Regions from separate parts of the Homo sapiens genome. Here region 2 is linked to region 1. Evidence: read pairs that join two places in POLR2A ChIA-PET (ENCODE). Cell type or tissue: OCI-LY7. All regions are shown on one strand. Links, peaks and the distances in the headings refer to the core of each region. The heading gives the core; the rest is flanking DNA.

Region 1 (8,000 bases), core at 1-8,000:
GTTACTTGGGAGGCTGGGGCACAAGAATCACTTGAACCCGGGAGGTGGAGATTGCAGTGGGCAAGATCACGCCACCGCACTCCAGCCTGGGCGAAAGAGTGAGACTCCGTCTCAAAACGACAACAACTAGAGATTAAATTACATAGGTTATTTCATTTCATATGTGTTTCAGAGTCCCTGTAGGTAAAATCTCAAGAATGATGTCAAAGGGTACGTGCATTTGTAAATCTGTAATTGCCACTAAATAGATGTTGAACCAATTTACTATCCTATCGGTAATCTATGAGAGTGTCTCTTGTTGGTTTTCCCACACTGTCACCCATACAATGTTAAACTTTTTTTTTTTTTTTTTGAGACGGAGTCTTGCTCTGTCGCCCAGGCTGGAGTGCAGTGGCGAGATCTCAGCTCACTACAAGTTCTGCCTCCCGGGTTCACGCCATTCTCCTGCCTCAGCCTCCCGAGTAGCTGGGACTACAGGTGCCCGCCACCACGCCTGGCTAATTTTTTGGATTTTTAGTAGAGACGGGTTTCACCGTGTTAGCCAGGATGGTCTTGATCTCCTGACCTCATGATCCACCCGCCTCGGCCTCCCAAAGTGCTGGGACTACAGGCGTGAGCCACGCGCCCAGTCTTTGTTAAACATTTTTATGTTTGCTAATCAAATACATGAAAATGGTATCTTAGTGTAGTTTTAATTGTTTGTTTTTGTTTTTGAGACAGGGTCTCACTGTGTCACCCGGGCTGGACTGCAGTGGAACAATCTCCACTCACTACAACCTCCACCAAGGTCACCCAAGCGATCCTCCCACCTCAGCCCCTCGAGTAGCTGGCACTATAAACATGGGCCCCGTGCCCAGTTAATGTAGTTTCAATTTATCATGAATGAGGTTAAGCATCCTTTCTTATGTTTAGTGGTCATTTATATTTCACATCTTGTCTTTTTGTAGTCTCTGCATACTTTTCTCCTGAGCTTATGTTTATTTGGTTTTATTTTTTAATCAGCCCTTCACAGTCCATCCCAAACCCATTACAATGTTCTTTTTTAATAAAGTTCATGTGTCTAGGCTTTTGCTCATTTTATTTATTTATTTATTTATTTATTTATTTATTTATTTATGAGACAGGGTCTCGTTGTGTTGCCCAGGCTGGAGTGCAGTGGTGGGTTCACGGCTCACTGTAGCCTCTACCTCCTGGGCTCAAGTAATCCTCCTACCTTAGCCTATCCAGTAGCGAGGTCCACAGAAGCACACCACCATGCCTGGCTAAATTTTGTATTTTTTTTTTTGTAGAGACAGGGTTTTGCTATGTTGCCCAGGCTGGTTTCAAACTCCTGAGCTCAAGCGATCCACCTGCCTCGACCTCCCAAAGTGCCGGGATTAAAGGTGCTCGGCCAGGCTTTTGTTCATTTTATTTCCCTTTCCACCAACTCTATCTGGACTACCTTTTAAGACCCAGTTCAAATATCACCTCCTGTATGACTTTAGGTAGATACATGAGATATTATTAAAGAATAAAGTTTAACTATGTAAACCATGATACATCGATAACGACATATAAGGTATTACTATTATGAAACTAAGCCTTAGAAATTTTAACAATATCTGCTTTTACGGACAGACAACCCTTGATCTCTCTCTTACCTCCTCTATTTCTGGAAAATGAATCCCTAAGTCATCAGTATTGCTACAATTCTCAAGAGGTTTAAAAATCATCTTAGGCCAGACGCAGTGGCTCAATGCCTGTAATCCCATCACTTTGGGAGACCAAGGTGGGCGGCCTGCTTGAGCCCAGGAGTTCAAGACCAGCCTGGACAATGTGGTGAAACCCCTTCTCTACTAAAAATATAAAAATTAGCCATGCATTGTGGTGCCTGCCTGTAGTCCCAGCTACTTGGGAGGCTGAGGTGGGAGGACCAATTGAGCCAGGGAGGCCAAGGCTGCCGTGAACTGTGGTCATGCCACTGCACTCTAACCTGGGATACAGAGCAAGACCTTTTCTCAAAAAAAAAAATTAATTAATCTAAAAAGTAAAAATAAAAACCACTCTACCACCTTACCACAACGGAAAGAGAGTAATTGAGTTTGTATTTAAACAGAATGCTACCAATTCCTTCTCTACCTTGAATCTGTGATCATCCTGGTATTTGAAATTTTAAAGGAATGGGAAAAGGTTTTTTTCATTTTATTTATTGAAAAGTCATTTATTCAGCACCTACCAGGCACCATGCTGATGGTGAATAAAACAGGTGACAGACTTTTACCCTACCAATACTTTATTTCCAGCAATGATAATTTACTGTCTGGATTGCTCTAAGGTCTTCCTGGGCCTAGACTTGCCTGACTCCATCCCACATTCTATGTAGACAGCTGCCAAGTGTTATTTCTTAAACATAAATCTGTTCATGTTGCTTCTTCAGTGATTTCCACTGTCCGCGGGATAGTCTACCTCAGGAGGTGTAAATGGCCTTTCATGAATGTGTCATGGCCAAAAAGGCCTCTTCCTCATCCCTTGCCACCCCCTGCCTTTACCTTCTGCCCTCCACCTACACACTTTACTTTTCAAGGAACCTTGCAGTTTCTCACAAACTTTCTCACAGATTCTCGAGCTGGTCCTTTCCCCTCTCCAACTGCTTTTTTTTTTTTTTGAGACAGAGTCTCACTCTGTTGCTCAGGCTGGAGTGCAATGGTGTGATCTTGGCTTACTGCAACCTCTGCCTCCCAGGTTCAAGCGATTCTCCTGCCTCAGCCTCCCGAGTAGCTGGGATTACAGGCGCCTGCCGCCACGCCCAGCTAATTTTGTATTTTTAGTAGATAGGGTTTCACCATGTTGGCCAGGCTGGTCTCGAACACTTGACCTCAAGTGAGCTGCCTGTCTCGACCAACTGCTTCTAAAACTGGCCACCTCCTTCAAGATTTCTCTAAATATCCCATTCAAGAAGTTTCCTTGATCCCAAATATGGATTAAATGCTCCTTCTATGTTCACCCCTCAAAAATTGGAACTAGGTTTATTATATCTTTTCTAAATTTTTGATTATAAAAGACACATGTTTACTAAAAAAAGTTCAGAAAAAGAAAAGTATATAAAGGATAAAATGATAGAAAATCACCTACTCTACCACAGGCAATCACTGCAAAATTTCTCTATATATCTCCACCTGTAACTCCAAGTTCACTATACATACTGATTTGTAACTTTTTTTTTTTTTTGGCTCCTTCCAGGAAACAATGAAACTTTACTTTCTTAACACTATATCTTACTACTTTTCCATGTGGGTACAAATAGATTTAAATCATTTTTATTGGCTGTACTATTTTTCACTGTATGATAGTACCAACTAATAACCTTTATTAATGGGCGGTTAGATTCCCCATTTTTTTGTTCATTATATCCTGATCTTAGGTTTATCCTAACATTTTTAAAGAGATCCTTGCGGTGTCATTCATTTTTAAATTCCCAGTGCTCATACCAGTGTCTGGCATACAGTATTTGTTAAGAGTTCCATGTGAAAGATGAGCTTAAGTTTCTACTTAATACTGAGAGTTCGAAAATCAGACTGCTGTCTACAAGCACTGAGCAGTGCATTATTTTCTTGATCTCATTTGCAAATGCAGTCTGTTGGATTAACCTATTAATCAAAAAGTAATACAGCTGCCTTAAATTCTTTCTGAAAAAAACAGCAAGCTTTGTGCAAACAAAACACAGATACAAAGCTATGCATAACTACGAGGCGTGAGTTATTCCTGCCCCGGCAAAGGAAAGATGCATGACCTTCAGACTGCAGCACACGCAGAGCGGGTCGCCGGCTCCTGGGGCAAGGAGCTCAGCCACAAGAGACCCGCGGCCTGCGCTTTTCCAGACAGGACCACTGGTCCTGAGCTCTTTTCCCCGGCGTCCGCCAACGGGACTATGCGAGGTTTACAATGGAGAGAGATGGGGCCAGGACCAAGCCTTAGGTTTCGCGCTGACCCCTCGCGAGGTCCAGAGACAACCCACCGCCCCACCCCCGGCGCATGCGCAGAGACGCCAGCGCTCGCAATTGACTGCATGCGAAGGACCTCCGCACACACACTCACCCGCCGAGGAAATTAAGGGACGCGCAGCTTTTGTATTACAGCCTCCAGGCCCCAGCACTCTTAAAAACCAACCCCCGGAGGAGCCCAGCTTACGGCCACTCCACATCGCGACAAACGATCCCACCTCTTTTCCGGTCCCTCCCGAAAAAAGATCCCCAACATAAAGGTTCCGAGATCACTTTCGCCGTCTGCAGCCGACTTTTTTTTTTTTTTTTTTTTTTAGCAGAGTCTGTTCTGTTGCCCAGGCTGGAGTACAGTCCCCATCTCGGATTCTGGGATCACTGCAATCTCCGCCGCCCGGGTTCAAGCGATTCTCCATGTTGGCTGGTCTCGAACTCCTGACCTCAGGTTATCCGCCCGCCTTGGCCTCCCAAAGGGCTGGGATTACAGGCGTGAGCCACCGCGCCCGGCCTGCAGCCGACTTTCATGATTGTATTGTTGAGTGTTATGTATGTATGGCTATACTTTCACGCTCATTTAGCAAATTGCACATGGAATTAAACTGCAAGATGTTTTTACTATCATAAACAACTTTGAAGATACTTTATTGCTATAGGACACCTCAAACCTCATGTTCGAAGTTGACCTCAATCAGGCCATTACTTCGTGCTGTGTCTTCTTTTATTGCCATGTAGCTCTATTTCACACTTAACAGATGTCTCTTCAAGGACTTTTATATTCCTGTAAGACATTGACCCTACTGCTAAGAATGCAAGAGTATGGGAGCACTTCTTCCTCAAGGGAAGAATTGTTTCCCCTTTCAAGGCACTCAAATATCAGATGGCCAGAAGGCCAAATGTAAAACTTATTTTCTGCAAATGACTATTATCTTGTACAGGGTATATACATCATGTAGTAGGAGGCTTCTGTGGCTCAGTCTAGGCAAACTTCATTTAGAGCTAGGAACAGTGATCAGTAACATTTTACGTCTAAATGCACAAAGTCTTTCTTTGGGTAAGAACAATGACGAATCTCCAACATTGAAGACAAAAAATTATTCTGTATTTTCAACAGGTAGGGTCAAATTGGTAAAGGGTTCTTTCAGTTAGCGAAATTTACCGCTCAGGAATCTTTTTTTTTCTTTTTTTTTTGAGACAGCCTCACTCGGTTGCTCAGGCTGGAGTGCAGTGGTAGGATCTCAGCTCATTGCAACCTCCGTCCCCCAGGCTCGGGTGATTCTTCGTGCCTCAGCCTCGTAAGTAGCTGGGATTACAGGTGTATGCTGCCATTCCCGGCTTAATTTTTGTATTTTCAGTCAGGGTTTCACCATGTTGGCCAGGCTGGTCTCAAGCTCCTGACCTCAGGTGATCTGCCTGCCTCAGCCTCCCAAAGTGCTGGGATTACAGGTGGGAGCCACCTCACCCAGACAGCAATAGTCTTTCATTCATGGTTCTTAGCTAAAATATTGACCTCCTCCTAAGGGTGGTCGCACTTTTCAGTTGCTATGTCCTCTTCAGAGCTCCTCTACCCTTAGATACATGATCCTCTCTCCACATGAAGGCAGAAAGCTCTGCACAAAAGAAAATGTAGCACGTCTTGTATTTATTGGAGTGACACATCCAAGGAAAAAGCAAAGTGCAAGCACAATTAAATAAAGTTCTAGGAGCTTTATATGTACTTTCTTTGAAGGTACCACACTTCACTGGGCTTCAGAGCCTTTCCACTACATTTTAACAAGAAGGGGAATCAATGATTTGCTTTATGCTGACAAGTATGTCTTTTGAACACCCAGAACAGGTCTGGCCCAAATAAGCAAAACTAGCTCATAGTATTTCTCGCTACAAACATCAACAAAGGGCTTTCCCAATGACCCTTAAGCCTAAGTGGTATTGGAAAGTTGTAATGGCTGTAATGCAGTATATGGCCATTGTTGGAGATATTTCCCCAGACTATTATTGTTATGGTCTCACCCGTAAGTCTGCGTATTTATTTTGCTCTAAAACTCTTAATGTCTGTTTTGTAATTCAACTTTATAAACATTTTTTTTTTCATCCAAGGGTAAAGTGCTCCCTTGTAGCTTTGAAATGATATACAGCTGGGCGTGGAGGCTGACACCTGTAATCCCAGCACCTTGGGAGGCTGAGGTGGGCGGATCACCTGAGGTCAGGAGTTCAAGACCAGCCTGGCCAACATGGTGAAACCCCATCTCTACTACAAAAAGTACAAAAACTAGCTGAGAGTGGTGATGGAATCCTGTAATCCCAGCTACTTGGGAGGTTGAGGCAGGAGAATCGCTTGAACAAGAGAGGTGGAGGTTGCAGTAAGCTGAGATCACGCCATTGCACTCTAGCCTGGGCAACAGAGCAAGACTGTGTCTCAAAAAAAAAAAAAAAAAAGAGATATACCACTACATCCACTCAGTTTAACTGGTAAGTTTTCACATTTACTTAAAAATTTTACATAAATTGGTAACTCAGAATAATTCTATCATAACTTCTACCAAAATCAGAATGTGGCAGATTTAACCAAGGTATCTTTAAAGGAACTCTATAGGTATCTGATAAACCTTTATGATATAAATATAACCCATGTGTGCTTTTTGAAGAGCTAAAGCCCATTTTCTCTTTTAAATTTTACACAACAAAATTCCACTTAAAACTGAAAAACTTAACAGCTAGATGTGTTTAGAACTAATCTAATTTGGCCAGGTGCGGTGGCATACACTTGCAATCCCAGCATGTTGGGAGGCCGAGGCAGGCGGATCACGAGGTCAAGACCATCCTGGCCAACATGAAACCCTGTCTCTATTAAAAATACGAAAATTAGCTGGGCATGTTGGCGCACACCTGTAGTCCCAGCTACTTGGGTGGCTGAGGCAGGAGAGTTGTCTGAACCTGGGAGGCGGAGGTTGCAGAGCCAAGATCATACCACTGCACTCCAGCCTGGTGACAGAGCGAGACTCCATCTCAAAAAAAAAAAAAAAAAAAATTCATCTAATTCCTCCCTTACACAGCTGAAGAAGTTAAGGCCCATGGTGATTTAGTGATTTGCCTAAAACACATCAAGAAACAGAGCCAGCTCAATCCAATGACTCTACTACTACTTCCATTTATGCAATCGGCTGGGAGCGGTGGCTCACGCCTGTAATCCCAGTACTTTGGGGGGCCAAGGCGGGTGGATCGCCTGAGGTCAGGAGTTCGAGACCAGCTGGCCAACATGGTGAAACCGTTTCTACTAAAAACACAAAAATTAGCCAGATGTGGTGGTGGGTGCTGTAATCCCAGCTACTCAGGAGGCTGAGGCAAGAGAATCACTTGAACCCAGGAGGCAGAGTTTGCAGTGAGCTGAGACTGCGCCACTACACTCCAGGCTGGGCAACAGAGAAAGACTCCATCTCAAAAAGCAAGAAACAGCAACTATGCAGTTGCTTAACTTGGGGACATGTGAGAAATGTGTCATTAGGTGATTTCATTGTGATGTGAACATCACAGAGTATACTTACATAAACCTAGATGGTATAGACTACTACACACCCAGGCTACATGGTATAGCCTTTTGCTCCTAGGCTACAAATACTATATTGAAAACTGTAGGCAACTGTAATATCATGGTTTTGTGTATTTAAACACAGAAAAGGTACAGTAAAAATACATTATAATCTTATGGGACCACTGTTGTACATGTGGCCCGTCATTGACTGAAACGTCGTTATGTGGTGTATGTCTGTACTCAGTACATTTTAGAAACTTCAGTAAATCAAAATACATTTAAATTTATGTAGGAGAAGAAAAACTCAGTTTAGATGTAAAGATTTCTGTAAGGCAACACTACAGAGACTGGAAACCTAATACAACTCCTATGTAAAAATTCCCAAATACAGTAAAAAATTCTTTACTATTACCTTTCATGTGTTTAAGGAAACAAAAAACTCAGGACACTTAAAAATAGACTGCGAAATTTACCTACTTGGTATTACACCACTAGAA
Region 2 (17,449 bases), core at 5,904-13,903, 350 kb after region 1:
CTAAGCATTATTATTTTCTTCCTTCTACCAACTTTGGGTTTACTTTGTTCTTGTTTATCTAGTTCCTTGAGGTGCATTGTTAGGTTGTTTATTAGAAATCTTTTTCTCTTTTTTGATGCAGGCCTTTATGCTATAAACTTTCCTCTTAGAATTGATTTTGCTATGTTCCATAGGTTTTGGTATGGTGTGTTTCCATTCTTGTTTGTCTTAAGGAATTTTATAATTTCTCTTTGAATTTCTTCATTGACCTATTTGTTATTTAGAAACTTTTTTTTTTTTTTTGAGACATTGTCTCCCTCTGTCACCCAGGCTGGAGTGCAGTGGCATGATCTCGGCTTACTGCAACCTCCGCCTCCCAGGGTCAGGCAATTCAGGCGATTCTCCTGCCTCAGCCTTCCAAGTAGCTGGGATTACAGGTACCTGCCACCAGGCCAAGCTAACTTTTGTATTTTTAGTAGAGACGGGGTTTCAGCCTGTTGGCCAGGCTGGTCTCGAACTCCTGACCTTAGGTGATCCGCCTGCCTCGCCCTCCCAAAGTGCTGGGGTTATAGGCATGAGCCACTGCGCCCAGCCAGGAACATGTTTTTAATGTCCATATATTTGTAAGGTTTCCTGAGTTTTTCTTGTTGTTGATTTCTAGTTTTATACCATTGTGTTCAGAAAAGATATTTGATATACTCTCTACCTTCTTAAATTTTTTAAGAGCTGTTTTGTGACTTAACTAATGATCTATCCTGGAGAATGTTCCATGTGCAATTGAGAAGAATGTATGTTTTGCAACTGTTGGATGGAACATTTTGTAAATGTCTGTTAGGTCCATTTTGTCTATGGTACAATTTAAGTCCAATGTTTCTTAGTTGACTTTCTGTTTAGATAGTCTACCCATTGTTGAAAGTGGGGTGTTGAAGTCCCCTACTATTATTGTATTGGAGTCTATCTCTCCCTTTAGATCTAATAATATTTACTTTATGTGTTTGCATGCTCTGATGTTGAGTGCATATATATTTATGATTGTTATATTCCCTTGTTGAATTGATCCCTTTATCATTATATAATGACCTTCTTTGTCTCTTTTTACAGTTTTTGACTTAAAATCTATTGTATCTGATACAAGTATAATTACTTCTCACTTTTGGTTTCTGTTTGCATGGAATATCTTATCCTGTCTCTTCAATTTTAGTCTTCAGTGGTGAGGTGATTGTCTTTAAAGGTGCGGTGAGCCTCTAGCAGGCAGTAAAATGCAAATGCATTTTGTCTTTTTGAGGACATCTTTCCTAGAACTTCTGTGCTCTTTCATTCTGTTCCTCAGGCCTCTGTGTAGGTATCTCTTGGTTTTGCTTTCACTGCTATCCTGGGATTGCTTTTATTCTCTCTTAAGTTTTCTCTCTATTTCCTGGATAGTATGTCTTCCTGTTTCTTGGTTCAGTCCCTGATTTTGGAGGAGCACATTTTTCAGTAGCTTCCTGAGAAAGTGCATGGGAGGTATATTTTTGGAAACTTGCACGTCTGAAAGTGATCCCCCCTCCCCATACTTACTGATAATTTGTCTGGGTGAATCTAGCTTGGGAATATTTTCCTCTTAGAAACTCAAAGTACTTCTTTATTATTCTTTAGTTTCCAGTATTACTGTTGATAAATCTAATGCCTATCTTATCTTTATTTTTTTGTCTTCATGCATATATATCTTTCTGTTTCTAGTGTTGTGAAATTTCCGACTGATATGGTTTTATTTTATTTTAAATCATTGTGCTGTGCACTTAGCAGGTCCTATCAGTCCAGAAACTCTTGTCTTTCAGTTTTGAAAATTTTTCCTAAATTATTTCTTTGATTATTTTCTTCCCCTCCATTTAACATATTTTATCTTTCTGAAACTTCTATTATTTGGAATATTGGATCTCCTGGACTTTAATCAGTTCTTTAATATTTTATTCTTTGACTTTTTATTCTACTTTGTGGGAGATTGTTTTATTTTTGAATTGTAGACCTTCTATGGAAGTTCATTTCTGCTATCATGATATTTAATTTCAAAAATGCTTTACTTGTTTTCTGAATCTTGCTACAGCATCATATTCTTGTTGTGTGAGTACAATATTATATTCTCTTATTTTTTCTGAGAAGATTAAAGGTTTATTTTATTTTTACATTTTTTTATTTATTACTTAGACTTTACGTTCTGGGGTACATGTGCAGAATGTGCAGGTTTGTTACATAGGTATACATGTGCCATGGTGGTTTGCTGCACCCATCAACCCGTCATCTACATTAGGTATTTCTCCTAATGCTATCCCTCCCCTTGCCCCCCACCCCCCAACAGCCCCTGGTGTGTGATGTTCCCCTCCCTGTGCCCATATGTTCTCATTGTTCAGCCCCCACTTTTGAATGAGAACATGTGGTGTTTGGTTTTCTGTTCCTGTGTTAGTCTGCTGAGAACGATGGTTTCCAGTTTCATCCATGTCCCTGCAAAGGACATGAACTCATTCTTTTGCATTGCTGCATAGTATTCCATGATGTATATGTGCCACATTTCCTTTATCCAGTCTATCATTGATGGGCATTTGGGTTGGTTCCAAGTCTTTGCTATTGTGAATAGTGCCACAATAAACATTTGTGTACATGTGTCTTTATAGTAGAATGACTTATGATCCTTTGGGTCTATAGCCAGTAATGGGATGGCTGGGTCAAATGGTATTTCTAGTTCTAGATCCTTGAGCAATCACCACACTGTCTTCCACAATGGTTGAACTAATTTACACTCCCACTAACAGTGTAAAAGTGTTCTTATTTCTCCACATCCTCTCCAGCATCTGTTGTTTCCTGACTTTTTATGATTGCCATTCTAACAGGTGTGAGATGGTATCTCATTGTGGTTTTGATTTGCATTTCTCTAATGACCAGTGATGATGAGCTTTTTTTTCATAAGTTTGTTGGCCACATAAATGTCTTCTTCTGAGAAGTGTCTGTTTATATCTTTTGCCCACTTTTTGATGGGTTTGTTTGTTTTTTTTTTGTAAGTTTGTTTACGTTCCTTGCAGATTCTGGATATTAGCCCTTTGTCAGATGGATAGATTGCAAAAATTTTCTTCATTATATTTATTAAAAGATATTTCTTTAACGTTGTCACTGTTTTCTTCTAAGTTCCTTTGGTTTCTGGTGTTCCTCAATATCGGATGATCCTCAGTAGTCCTCTCATATGTAAAATGTGGGTGCCACATAACTGATTAGAAGATCTGGGTCTAGAGGATAAAGGGCTTGTGAATTTGTGGGCTTAACTTCTAGGTGATTTAGTTCAGCTGTTTTTCAAGGGGAATCTTTATGAGCATCTTTAGGACTTTTCTATTGGATTGGTCTCTGGAGAATAAGCTTTCAGTCCCCTGTCTAAAGGATACAAACCTAGTTGTCAGAATTCTGGGGGCTGAGTAGAAGAAGGGGCTGGAGACCTCAACTTTCAGTATATAGACTTTTTTTAGAGGTACTTCTAACCCTAACTCTGCATGGTGTGCCTCAGAGTAGAGTTTCTCTTATTATCTTATCTTACCTTCAACTAGGGTGGGAAAGGGGCAGCCCCCAGCTCCATGGAATGAGAGGGGGTTCCAAACTCTAACTTCTTCCTAAACTGAATTGAAATAACTATCCTAGTTTTAGCTGTTTAAAAAATTCCACTTTCATAGGTACCTGCCCCTGTAATTTCTGAGTATGACTGGAGTTCTATGAGGCAAATCAGTGTACAGCTTTGTTTCCCCCACTGCTGACACAGGTTTCAGCATTCTCCAGTCTGCTGGTTCACTTAGCATTTACCCATGTACTTTCCAGCTTCCAATATTTTGTTGCTATTTTATCATCTTCTGTTGTCTTTGCTTCATGGGTTTATACTTAAAAATATTCCTTTACTCTCATTTTAATGGGGTTTCAGACAGAATAGAGGTAAATGTATACATTCAAACCTCCATCTTTAATCAAATGCCTGTGGTTTTTTTTTTTAGTATCTTGCAAAATTTCTGAATTATGATGCTTACTTTTATGTGTTTAAACATTTTTATATTTAAAGCTGGTTTTATTTTGAAATGAACAAAACAAGTTATCTTGAATGTCCTTCCAGAAATATTCCTTATGTCTACAAGCACATTGGTAGTGTTTTTACATGTAAAATTCCTCTTCAAAAGTGCAAGATCGATGTCCTTTTTCTGGCTAGGGAAAGAAAAGCAACAGCATGATGAAGAAGACTGATGAAAAAGGAATTAATGAAGAAAGCTGTTGAAGAAGGAATTTCTTATAAATGTATTGGACACTTCTCTGTCTCCCATCTTACCCCAGCTCCTGCTGTGGTGACCAGGTCTGGGCAGGCTTCAGCCAGCCTCACTCAGTACATCCTGTCGGTGCCTCACCTCAGGCCTGCACTAGGAACACCACTTGCTTTTTGTCTGGGGTTTCTGTGACACCTGCAGGTGGAACATTTTATGAAATCCTGTAGTACAGGCAAATGCAACCCTTTTGGGAGCAACCTTGCTGAATGGTGACAGGACCCAATGAACAACTATCCCATTCTCTCTTGTCCCAGTCAGGTTCTGAGATATCTTCTCAGTCATTCCCTCAGGATTGAGGAAACCATAGTGGTGGCCAACTATGAACCCCTCCCGGGAGAGTCTTTCCCTCCTATATTAACTACCTTTTCCTTCATTCTGCAAACTGGAATCACTTCTCAAATAAACTGCTTGCACTTAAGCCTTTTCTTTAGGTTTTGTTTTCAGAGGGAACCCAGGCTAAGATGATAAGTTAAAAAGTCTTTATGATATGACTTTATGATGCACTTTAAATAGAAACCAGTGCAATCCTAGTGTGAGAAAGAAGCAAGGCATGAAGAGCTTGGGGTTCTTTCTTTGATCATGGAGCTCCATGCTAGTTCATTTGCAAGCACGCTGGCCACTAGTTATCCCAGAGCAGCTTCAAACAAGGTTTTGAATAGATAATGTATGTACATGGTACAAAGTGTAAAAGTACAAAAGTAAATTTAGTGAAAGCAAGATTTCCTTCCCTTCCTCTCTCTCCCAGCCCCTCAGTTTCCTTTGGGAAACTGCCTCCAGTTTTGTGTGTATCTTTTCAGAGAGATATTCTATGCAAATGAAAATACGTATATTCACTGGGCAAGTATTTATTTATAGAATGAATATATATGTACCTATGTATATATGTTATTTTTTATAGACATGGTTGCATACTCGATTCCGCATCTTGCTTTTTTTATTTAAAAATATCACCTGAGTAATTTTCATTAATAACAACTGATGGGCAAACTTCTCTCATGCTAACAGTGATGACAGTCTAAAATAATTACAGCCTTCAGGGAACCTGTACTTTTCTGATACCTTTATCTTACTGGGGGACCCGGAGATCTGGAGGGAGTCTACAGGGGAATACTTTTTGGAAATTAGGTGTCAGGTAAGGATTAGATCCCAGTTTCCTTTAGGTAGCTAGGTGTACTTCCTGGGAACCTCAGACCACAGAGTCTCATTCATTCTCTCCTCTAGGATTCACCTTACAGGGGACTGAACCCTGAACCCTGGAAGCCCTTCTCTTCTGGAACCCACCCACTCAGAGAGAGTTAGGTAGGGTCAATCTTTCTGTCTCCTTTCTTTCACCATCTTCTATCTGTGTTGTTATTCCTTCAATGTAAGCATATTTGTAAATCAAAAGTTGACACTTGAGACCTGTCTATAAATAAATGCTTTACAAATTTAATGCATTGAATTAGTAAAGTGAATCCAACTGGCTTAGACTTCCAATTTTCTAGAACTTATAGAAACTTTAGAGATCATTTGAACCCCCAAATAAGACAGTTCCCCAATACGTATTCTGTTTGGTTAGTGGCAAAATCCAAGACTTGCATTTAGGTTCCACTAGACTGCAAGAAAGGAAAAGGTATTATTTTTATTATTTTGACACAGGGTCTTGCTCTGTTGTTCAACCTGGAGTGCAGTGGTCATCATAGCTCACTGCAGCCTTGAGCATCTGGGCTCAAGCAATCCTCCCGCCTCAGCCTCCTGAGTAGCTGGGACTACAGGGGCGTGGTACCACACCCTGCTAATTCTTTCATTTTTTGTAGAGACAGAGTCTTGCTATGTTGTCCAGGCTGGTCTCAAACTTCTGGCCTCAAGTGATCCTCCTACCTCAGCCTCCCAAAGTGCTGAAATTATAGGTGTGAACCATTGCATCAAGGCAGAAAAAAGTATTCTTAAGGCAGGTGATTTTTTAAAAGAAATATGACAAAATAAATGTATAAACCTGTTAAAATTTATTGGTATAAATAATGTACCATAAATCTTTGAATAAAGATGGTTTCTGTGCTACTACTACTGTCTTAACTCCATTTGAAAGTTTACTATGCCCTTTCACCTTATCTTTAGAAATTACCTTCTATAATAGAGTGGGACAAAAAAAAGACATATAGGATTTTATTCTTACTATTATAAAAATAACTTTGTATAGTGCTTTACAGCTTATAAACTGAATGTGAATAATATAATTTAATCCTTATAACAACCTTGTATGGCATGACAGCTTGTAGTTTTCAAAGGTTGAGGGTATATATCTCACCCCCATGCTCTTCTTATAATTCATATGTTGACATTTCTCCATGAAAAGGTGGGATAGACCTTTGTGACTGCCTACCAATAGAATGTGTGAAAGTGACACAACTTGATTTTCAAGTCTGCATCATAATGCGACTTCCTCCTGGCTTGCTCTCTCAGGCCACACTCCTTTAGGGGCACCACATAAGAAGTCTAGTGACCCTGAAGCTGCCATGCTGGAAAGACCAGAAGGAAAGAGCATACAGAGATGCAGAGAGATGCCTGAAGAGCCATAGTGGTTCCAGCTGCCAGATCTTCCAGTCCTTTCAGCCCAGATGTGTAAGTGAAGAAGCCTTTGAGAGGACCCAGGCACAGTATCCACTCACTGCAACCTTCCAAGGGACCCTGAGTTAGAACTGCCCAGTTGGGCTGCTCCCAAGTTTTTGAGAATTTAAAAATTATTGTTGTTTTAGACCCCTAAGATTTGGAATGATTGTTACATAGCCATAGTGATAGTAACATAGTATTATTATTATTTCCACTTAACTGTTAAGAACCTGAAGATTCAGAGGGTGACTGATCTTCATCAAGTGGCAGGGTTGAGTTGTGCACGCATGTCTTTGGCTCTAAGTCCCGTATTACTTCTGCTCCTCTCTGCTGTAGGTTAAAGTATAGTCACATACACAATTTAGATTTCTCTTTTTGATTTTTAAGGATCCAGTTAAATATGCTTGGAGTGATGACTTCTTTCCTTCTAGATTCCTAGGATTCTGGTTCACCCCACCCCTCTACCTGCACCACAGCTATTGAAGCCACTGTTGCTCTGCTCTGTGAGCACTCATCTCTCAGGGTTTGCTTCTTACAATATTATCTTTGGCTCGCCCATGTCTCTGGCTTTAATCAAGCTTCAGAAGCCATGTAGTGGCACTATTTTAAGGCTGTCATGGGGGAAGGATCTTCCTGAAGGGAAGAGGAACATTTTGTTGTATTATGTGAGCTGCTTATTTAAACCCATGATAGCCTGGCACCTGTGTCCTAGTGAAACAATTCAGTGAGCTTGTGAGTCGGCAGAGAGCCAGTCTAGCAGATGGTCATGGGAGGAGGGACCATGCACCATATGATCATCAAGTGTGCTTGCCCAGGGCAGGAGTCCCTGCCAGAAAGGTCCAAATGCCTGCCCTTAGAGCTGAAGTCTTATTGTTACAGGGAAGCCTAAAATGAAAAAAAATGCTGGGGAAAGATGAAACAACAATAATATTTTCATTTGAGCTGGAAACCCAGAGAGAAATTAGCCATGGTAAAGAAGATCTTTTGAGAGTTGAAGAGTGATAAGGCACTCACTGTGGAGTAGTTTTTCCCTGGGTTGAGAACAGTTCTCTATGAAACAAGAGTGTGGATGTTCACTGTGCATGCACAGAAGTTGTATCCCATAATAGCTTTACCAATTATGATGATTCTGGGAGCACCTGAGGCAAGAAGAGGCCAGTGTCTATGGCTCACCTGTTTGAAATCAGGAGCTGCAGCAGATGAGCAGGCAGTTAGCCTGGAAGGCTTGCTGAGACCCTGGTGGTAAACACTGTATTGCCAGATCCCCCTTTCCTTTCCTCTGGCAATCTGGAAGCTCCCTAATTCAGATCTGCCTAACCATATTCTTCCCAGAAATGCTGACCCCATGTAACATTTTTGGATGTCATATACCTATAATATTGTAGACACTACCAATGGATTTTTCCTTAAAAAAAGTGCTTAGCCTCATTTAATCAACAGTAGCCATTCATTTATTTGTTCATTTTCCCTGGCAATTATTTGTTTATCTTCTCTCATATTGTAAGATAATGTGTTTCCTGGTGGTGGAGATATACAGATGATTAAAATCCAATCTCAGAATTCAAAGGTTTTTTCCACTTAAGGAAGAAAAATAATGTCAAGGTATATATGAAGCAAGATGCAAAAGTGCTACATAAAAATTAGAAAAAATGTTATAGGGAGTAAGAGGAGAAAAAGAGAAACAGATCACTTACATTATATTAGTGGCTTCAGCCATACTTGTAGGAATAGACAGTGTTTAAAATAGACAGTAGCTGTTATTGCTATTAAATATTTCCCCTCATGCAGTACATGTGTATTGGATAACATTGAGAAAACAGAGACAATCACATAGAATAAAATAAAAATTTCCTTTAACTTCATTATCATCCATAGGCAACCATTCTGCCTGTTTCGATGTCAGGAGTTATCCACATAAGAAGCAGCTGGATCACAAATTGGTAATGGAGAGTGAACGTACCTGTGATGTTTGATTTGGGGCTAATATCTGAAGCCACAGTTTGTTTCTTTCCTCAGGATCCTAATACACAGGACATGTATTCCCCAATCAGATGATGTGTGAAACTCTATACTTTTGTTAGCTGTTACAAATAAAAATCTAGGGCTCTCGAAGGAAATTGAATGTGTAACACAGAGTTTATATTTCAAGTAAGTTTGCCTCAAATATGCCCTCCAAATTTAGTAAAGATCCATCTTGCTGTTTTGGTGTGCCACAATAATAGACAGAAACAGTTTTATTAAAATGAATCAGATAATGATAATGATGATGATTAATATTTATTAAAATATTTTATTAAAATTAAAAGTTTTATTAAAATAAGATAATGATAATGATTAAATAATATTAAATAAGTGCCTAATAAATATTAAATTATTTCCCAAAGACTATAAAATTCCCTTTCTTCTGATAACATACTTCTGTATCTCCTGCTTAGATTTACTGATTTTCCTGACTGCAGCAGAGTAAAGATACTCAATTCTGGCTGCATTTTTAAAATAAAGACTGAAGAAGTTTCATTCATCTGATTGAAAAATTCTTTTTCATTTCAAGTGGAAAAATAAATTAAACTTTAAGGAAATAAGGCTTATTTTTTCTTTATACACAACTTAAAAATTATTTCATTTGAAAGTTAACACATAGCTTTTCCTCTACTTCTTCTTTCTTTTTATGAAAAATTCAGTACTAAACCTTTTATGTGGAGCACAGCAAGGAAGGCATTATAGGTGTGGGGCAGGGGCAGCCTGGCATGGGAATTAGAGCCCGGGAAGGGTGGGAAGAGCATCCCCTCAAAGGAAGAGCCTGGCACGTGATGTCAGAGCCAGATCCAAGCCCTCAGCTTACCAAATAATTTCAAGAATTTAACTGAGATGGTGCAGCCTTGTACTATGTGTGGGACAATATTCCATCTCTGTTTTGTGAAGTTCTATGTATTTTTTGTCCTGAATGCGTGTAACCAATGAATGTTTTCAGTAGAGGACGCCATCCGTGTCATGCCATACCTATGTACTGAGAAAGTTGGCTGCAGTTGAGTTCTTGCCTGCAAATACTGTGTGCAATGGTAGAGCCATGGCACTACCTCATGGATGGCCTAGAACAGGTGTATTGTGTTCCTGGGTAGGAAAAAGCAAGCCACGGCTGTGAGTCTGGTGAAATAGGCACTGAGCAGAACATATTAGCCAAATCTGTGGATGTGAAGTATCTACTATTTGCTTACTGCGTGGTGTCAGTAATTCCAACACTATTGAGTATAAAGACCTTAATGGGTGATGCCTTGGCAATAAGGTTGTGATAATTCACCATGAGATGCCTTTTGTTCTTTCCCCAGTTGTAAGAATAGGCCAAATTGGGTTGTTGTATTATTGAGAAATGGAGAAGCAGTGGGGATAGTCACATCTTCTCTAAATAGGTCTTGAATAATGGGTTTCAATCTTTGAAGGCCCTGTTTTAATTTATACTGGGCCCTAGTAACTTTTAACCAGAGATAGTGGGGAGGTTCATGGGCCCCCTTTTTATCAAGCATTTCATAAGTGCCAAAAGACTTAATTAAATTTTAATTTATTACTCATTGGGTCAGAGTTTCCATGCCCATCATGGGATATTTTATAGCAATGGGGGCTATGACTATGTGGAATTTAGGTTAAGGTGAGGCATACCTGTTTGTCTTCTAGTTTATGTTCAGTGACTCCCCTAAGATTATAGAAGATAATCTTGTTTAAATTCATGGGATCCCCAGGTAAAACTGTAATTTGAGCTCCAGTGTTGATTAAGACCATGAAGTTTTGCCACTTGGTGCATCTCAGCAGATATTAAAGTTAATTCAGAACCTATATTATGAGGCGCAAAAGCCAGTCAGTCTCCTTTTATTTTCTTGTTGTATAAATTCTTTTAATACATTTTGTATTCCCAATTGGGACCAAATTAATTGTAGTGGTTCTAATTGTGGACCTTTGTTTCAGGTTTTTGTTTCTCCCACTTGTGTCTCCCTCCGTCCCTTTCTCTCTCTCTCTCTCTTTTATTACTGGATATATTTTGGTGGGAGAGGTGGATCCCCTCTCCCTGCTTATATTTACTGTATAAGTTTCTTCTTTCAGAGTATCAAATTAGTTTTCTCAGGATTAGGGGCTGCCCATGGATGTGGTTGCATTTTTGGATTAAGGCCCCTGGATTAAGTTGGGTTTGAATGAACTCTATGACTGTGCCATGGGTACCACGGGTGATTTTCCTGTAACCATGAGGATCAGGATCATTTTAACAATAAAGGCATAGGCAGTAGTAGCATAAAGACATTTTGTAGGGTCCTGGTGAGCCAGCCATTTTTGAAAGTGTGACCTCAGCATGCCTCATGATGACTGCTCTTTCTCCACACAGTGAAGATGCAGTGGACCCATATATTGCACAGGTAATTGGTCTTTTCCTGGAAGCCTCTATAGAGTAGGAGACAACAGTGGGTTGAGACACACAACCAAAGGTCATAGGGTAATAGTTGTTTTCCAGAGTCTAATGTCAGTCATGGCTTATGCTGGAATCAAGTCAGAGTATTTAAACTGAGATGTACATATAAGTGAAGCCAAGACGTATGACCCAGGGCCACTCTAATGAGGGCCCTAGTCCCATGCTCTGTCCCCAAATGCCAATTATAGAAATTTCTGACTTAGATTGGTTGAATCTAGAACAGACTCTGTAGGACTCAGCAAATGCAAGATGAAGCAGCACAGCCAGTTAGCAAGCTAAAGCAAGAGAAGAAAGACACCCTTATGGTAGTGGTCATTACTCAGACACACTGCTCACAGCACCAATTAATGTTACCCTCCAGAGGTGGGATGGACACCTGCCTTCCCTCTGCCTCTTTGGATGTCAAGAATGATGACATCACACATGCATCAAGAGAGCACGTAAAGATTTATTGCTCATATAATGAAGCTTTTTGGAAGATTAGGGCAGGCTCTTAGGCAGGTCCAAAAATGGCTTGAGAGTGCAGGGAAAGGAGACTGGTTTGTGGTTTATTGTGGTTAAAGGTTAGGGCTGAGGTGAAGGTTCCCACATGTGGGTTGGGGCTTGCGTTGTTTGAACATCCCACCAGTACCAAAAGAGGGAGTTTATCAGCTTACCCAAAAGTAGACTGGAAGGGGAAGAGAGTGTCCTGGAGCTTGAAAACTCTCTGTAGACAAACATCAAAAATTATAGATACAACCACAATTGGAAAGATAGATTTACAAGGAAACATTATATATGACCCTAAGACAATGATTTTGAAAAACTAGAGAAAATGAATTATTTCCTAGGAAAACACTAGTATTGATTCCCCACAAAATATAAAATCATGATGGACCAATCACTGTAGAAGAGATCAGAAAAGTAAAGATCTATCATTACAAAGGCACCAAGCCCAGATAGTTTTACTACTAAGGACTAGCCAACTTGTAAAGATCAGTTAACTCCTAGATGAAACTAATCTAGAATTATAAGATGACAAAAATTACATAAATGCAAAGTCATTGAAGAAAAGGTTACTACCAACCTAATCCAGCAGGATAGTAAAAGAAAAATCACTTCATAGAGTTTATTTCAGGAATCAAAGAATGGTTCAAGATTAGAAATCTAGCAATAGAAATATCCATACTAATGAATTAAAGGAGAGAAACCATCTAATTATTTCAAGTTACTTCAAATATGATAAAATTTAGTAGTTACTCCTTATAAAAACTCTAGGAGTGGATGAAAATAACTGAAACACAGTAGAGATGAATTACCCACAGTCAATAAAAACTACATTAATTGGTGAAATACTTGTGGGCACTTCTATTAGTAATTAAACACTAAATTACTTAGTAATTAGTGCTTGTTTAGAATTCACATTTCTGGTCCCTGGTCCCACCCTTGAGGTTCTTAATCAGAAGGTCTCCAACAGAACAGAGCTCAGTTTTCAAGTAACACTATTACATAGCATTGACTTAAAGATTCTTTATTCTTTAAATCTGCCACTCACAGTATTCTTTCAAGATTAGACACGAATTGGTAATTATTACAGATGACAGCCACTAATGCCAGATTCTTAAGTGGGAAAATGTGAGATGTTAGGTCTCTCTCTCTCTCTTTTTTTTTTTTTTTTTGAGGCAGGTCTTGCTTTGTCATCCAGGCTGGCATGCCGTGGCGTGATCACAGGGTTCACTGCAGCCTCGACCTCCCAGGTTGAAACAAATCCTCCCACCTCAGCCTCCTGAGTAGCACATGCCACCATGCCCAGCTAATTTTATTTTTTGAAGAGATAGGATCTTCCTATATTGCCCAGGCTGGTCTCGAGCTCCTGGGCTCAAGCGATCCTTCTGTCTTGGCCTCCCAAAGTGCTGAGATTACAGGCATGAGCCACTGTGCCTGGCCTGAGATGTTAGGTCTTTATGGGAGAAGCCAAGATGGAGGCGAGATTCGATAGGTCATGAACAAAGACAGAGCAGGTGGATGCTGCGTAGGGTGCAGGAGAATTATGGTCCAGGAGGCAAGTGGGAAGGGATGGCTTTGTGTGGACAAAAAGTAGAGAAATGCAAGAAATACATAGGACAATTTTTAGAAGTCCAATTCAAGAGTCAGAATGGTGGATAGATGACAAAAGGTGGTTGGTACAGCTCTTTTTGCTTCAGGAGTGAATGGTTTGACAAACTTCTTTAAAAATCGTTAAGTTTATCATAGTCGATGCAAATAGTAAATTCATTGCAGTCCAGGGGCTTCTGCTTGGCAATAAATTCCTCTAAAGTTATTTTTGAAGGGATGAGTCTTTGAGCTGTTGCCAAGGCTAGAAACAGTTTCCACTCTTGCTTTGATATCTTTAATGTGCTGACATTCGAATACAATATTTCAGATATGTGGAGAATGCAGGAAGGGATGGGCTGGGTATTGTGGTCACAGGAGTGACTGGATTGGAGCTGATGATACAAATGTGCCACTTCTTTGGGGATTCATGCTTTAGAGCAGTGTTTCTCATGATCCTGCTGTATTAGAACAACCTTAGATATTTCTTGAAAATTGAGCTCTGTTCTGTTGCAGACATTCTCATTAAGAATCTCAAGGGTGGGAGCAGGGACTGGAAATGTGAATTCTAAACAAGTTTCTCAGGTGTGTGTCCTAAGCACCCTCAAGCTTGAGATACTAGGAGAGATAAACAGCAGAGCAAATGTGCTCAGAGTGTTTTTTGTTTAAAATCTTGCTCCTTCACATTGTCTTTTTATTATGCTTTTATGTGATGTGTCTTTTATTCATAAAACACTTTTTATTTTATTATTATTTTTTAATACAGAGTGTCACCATGTTGCCCAGGCTGGTATCTGGCTCCTGAGCTCAAGCTCAGCCTCCCAAGGTGCTAGAATTATAGGCGTGAGCCACCGTGCCCAGCCACAATCTATTTTTGATGATAACAAGGAGTCCAGTTGTGTAATGTTCTTAGTCTGGTATCAAATTTGAAGACATGACTTGTAAACATTTGGCTACTCGACCCACACTGCCATCTAGTGAAATTTGTGTAAATTACAGCCAGCTGTAGCACAAGTACTTTAGCGTTGGGGAGTTTAGGGCTAGGCAATTCATGTATGATGCAAATGAATACACTTTCTGAATAGATGTCCTTTCACAGTGATTAGTCTCACTGTCAGGGGACCACGGCTATTACATTACAACGTTGCTTTGTAAGTATTTAGAATTTATTTGTTGGCTTTTTTCCCCCTTACATATTTTGTATCTGTCTGTTTGTCCATCCTAGTGGAGTTAGTTATAATTTGTTCAGAACATTATGAATAAGAACCCTAAGTACTTTCTAAAAATTTTACCTTTAATAAGTATGAGTTTTCATTGAAGTCAAAGACATTTTGTGAATAATTCTTTAAATACTTTTTGTTAATTTAAAGGGAAAAAAGGAAAAAAAACCCTCATATTAGGACATTTTTGAGAGAATACATACTAGATTTTAAAAAAATTGAAGCATATGAATTAATATTAGCATTTACATATTGTATAAGAAACATATACGTTTTAATAAAATTTACTATACTCTTACAATATTAGTATCAATCTGAAAATCTTCTAATATATGTTAGTAGTAAGTTGAATAAGATATTGAAATATTACAGATCCATAAGCTTAATATTATCTTGTGGTTCATGAGTAAAAACAATTATAGTTATTATTTAAGCTTTGTGAAAATATTCATGTGTATGGTTACATAGTCATATTTACGTATACATAATTATCTTATTACTGTCAAAGTATATGTAATGAAATCACAAATGTACTTCATTACTCTTACATAATTGCAGGTTCAGATATATAGTAACAAAAGTATTTAAGTTTTATAGATAATAAAGTATAATACAATCTTTTTCATAAGACATTTAGACCTAATAGAGATTGCTTTAATGATAGCTTATATTAAGATCTTCAGGTGTGGTGGCTCAAACCTGTAGTCCCAAAACTTTGGGAGGCCGAGGCCAGGGGATCACTTGAGCCAAGACCAGCCTGGGAAAAATAGTGAAACCTCATCTCTACAAAAGATACAGAAATTAGCCGGGTGTGGTGGTGCATGCCTTTAGTTCCAGCTACTAAGGAGGCTGAGGTGGGAGGATCGCTTGAGCCTGGGAGGCCAAGGTTGCAGGGAGTGGTGATGGTACCATTGCACTCCATTCAACCTTGGGCGACAGAATGAGACTTTGTCTCAGAAAAAAAAAATCTGGCTGTGATTAGGTTAACATCAAAAAAGTTCTGGACAAGAAAAAAGGGGTAAAGAGTCTTAACAGGGGTAATGGGATGAATGGTTCTCACTTCTTTATTTCCTTAAAATAGCTGAAATCCCAGGAATTGTATTGTTTTTTCTGATTTTAAAAGGATCACACACTGATGACTTTGTTTTGCTCCCTAGGTTTCCTGACACCTTGAAGATCACTTGGCACATTGTATGTGCTAAATAAATATTAGCTGATGAACCCGGGAGGCGGAGGTTGCAGTGAGCTGAGATCGCGCCACTGCACTCCAGCCAGGGCGACAGAGTGAGACTCCATCTCAAAAATAAATAAATAAATAAATGGATAAATAGTAAAAATATTTAGCTGAATGCATAAACGAATCATAAATGTTCAATATAGAGTGACTCCCTACTTTAATACTGTAGAGATAATCACTGTTAACAATTTGCTGTATATTTCTCTAAATTTTTAAATGCATACGTTAACCTGTATATTATCTTAGAAAAAAAGACTACATTCTATATACTTTTGCAACATTGTCTTTCGCTTAGCAATATCTATGCCAGTAGTAATATCTATATTTACCTCACTTATTGGACATATAGTATTTAATTATATGAAGATGAATAAGTCATCACATATCTAGTCAGCCTTCCTCTGGGATATTTGGTTTACTTCTGGTGTTTTTTATCTCCAAATATAAGCTATGGTGTAACAAACATCTGAGTAAATGTATTTCCATGTACAAAAATCTGTGTGTACAGTTGACCCTTGAACAATGTGGGAGTTAGGAATGCTGATCATCGTCCCCAACCCCGGGTCCCTATGCAGTAGAAAATTCATGTATACCTTTTGACTTCCCAAAAACTTAACTAATGGCCTACTGTTGACTGGAAGCTTTGCTGATAACAGAAACTGTCATTAACACATATTTTGCATGTTGTAGGTATCATCTACTGTACTCTCACAATAAACTAGTGAAAAGAAAATATTAAGAAAATCATAGAGATGAGAAAATATGTTTACTATTCATTAAGTGGAAGTGGATCAGCATAAAGGTCTTCATCCTTATTTTCTTCATGTTGAGTAGGCTGAGGAGGAAGAGAAGGAGGAGAAAGAACTGTTGGTCTTGCTGTCTTGTGGTGGCAGAGGTAGAAGAAAATTCCAGTATAGGTTGACTTGTGCAGTTCAAACCTGAGTTGTTCAAGGGTCAACCGTGTATATGTGTGTTTGTGTGTGTGTGTGTGTATAGATATATGAATATATATGCTATTGTTCAACTAGAGGACATATTCATGAAAGTGGAATTGCTGAGTCAAAGGGAATGTCCATTAAAATTGCTAAATATTGCTAAACTTCCCTCCGAAAGTATGTTAACAGTACAGGAATCCCTTTCCTCCAACACTTTTGTCAAAAGCAAATATAAATTTATCTTAATTGACATAGAAATGAATGGAATGATTATGATTATGATTATGATGAATGACATTTCTAATCTGAATATTCTGTGTTAAGAAAAAAATATCTGATGAGAAGGTGCTTAGCCTACTTTATAGGGATTTATGAAAATAATTTTTCCATGGTGGACTAGCTTTTAAATTTATACTGTGATTAAAGTTCCTTATTATCAAAGTTTTTGGTTGTTCAAGTTTAAACTAATGTAAGTTTGAAAACTCCAAATTATAAAATAATTTGTGGGGCTCACGTTGTTTCAAAGATTACAGTAATTTATTTTGCACATCACTTTTGAAAACCTAAACCTCTCAGTATAAACATAATAACTTTGTAAATAATGTTTAGTTGATCCTTAAGTAGACTATGTAATTTCATGGAGA

Evidence for each region. Peaks named below come from ENCODE experiments on the same cell type or tissue, not always from the same donor. Only the 100,000 strongest peaks of a DNase experiment are listed, where the experiment ranks them.
Region 2: POLR2A ChIA-PET joins it to region 1 with 21 read pairs; 2 of 35 experiments call an interaction of 5 or more read pairs at or near these places.

The regions. Positions count from the first base shown.
Region 1 is chr6:99,390,000-99,397,999 of GRCh38, forward strand. COQ3 (coenzyme Q3, methyltransferase) reads right to left here and starts at 4,196. Exons shown (of 7, transcript NM_017421.4): 1 at 4,075-4,196. The coding sequence starts at 4,180. RefSeq lists an enhancer at 3,452-4,091. In OCI-LY7, for the core only: no CTCF peak of the experiment used is centred there; a DNase peak (open chromatin) is centred at 4,032; H3K4me3 peaks cover 1,466 bases; H3K27ac peaks cover 924 bases.
Region 2 is chr6:99,732,090-99,749,538 of GRCh38, forward strand. No RefSeq gene overlaps it. Among named protein-coding and RNA genes, the nearest start is that of PRDM13, 130 kb to the left of the region's middle. In OCI-LY7, for the core only: no CTCF peak of the experiment used is centred there; no DNase peak of the experiment used is centred there.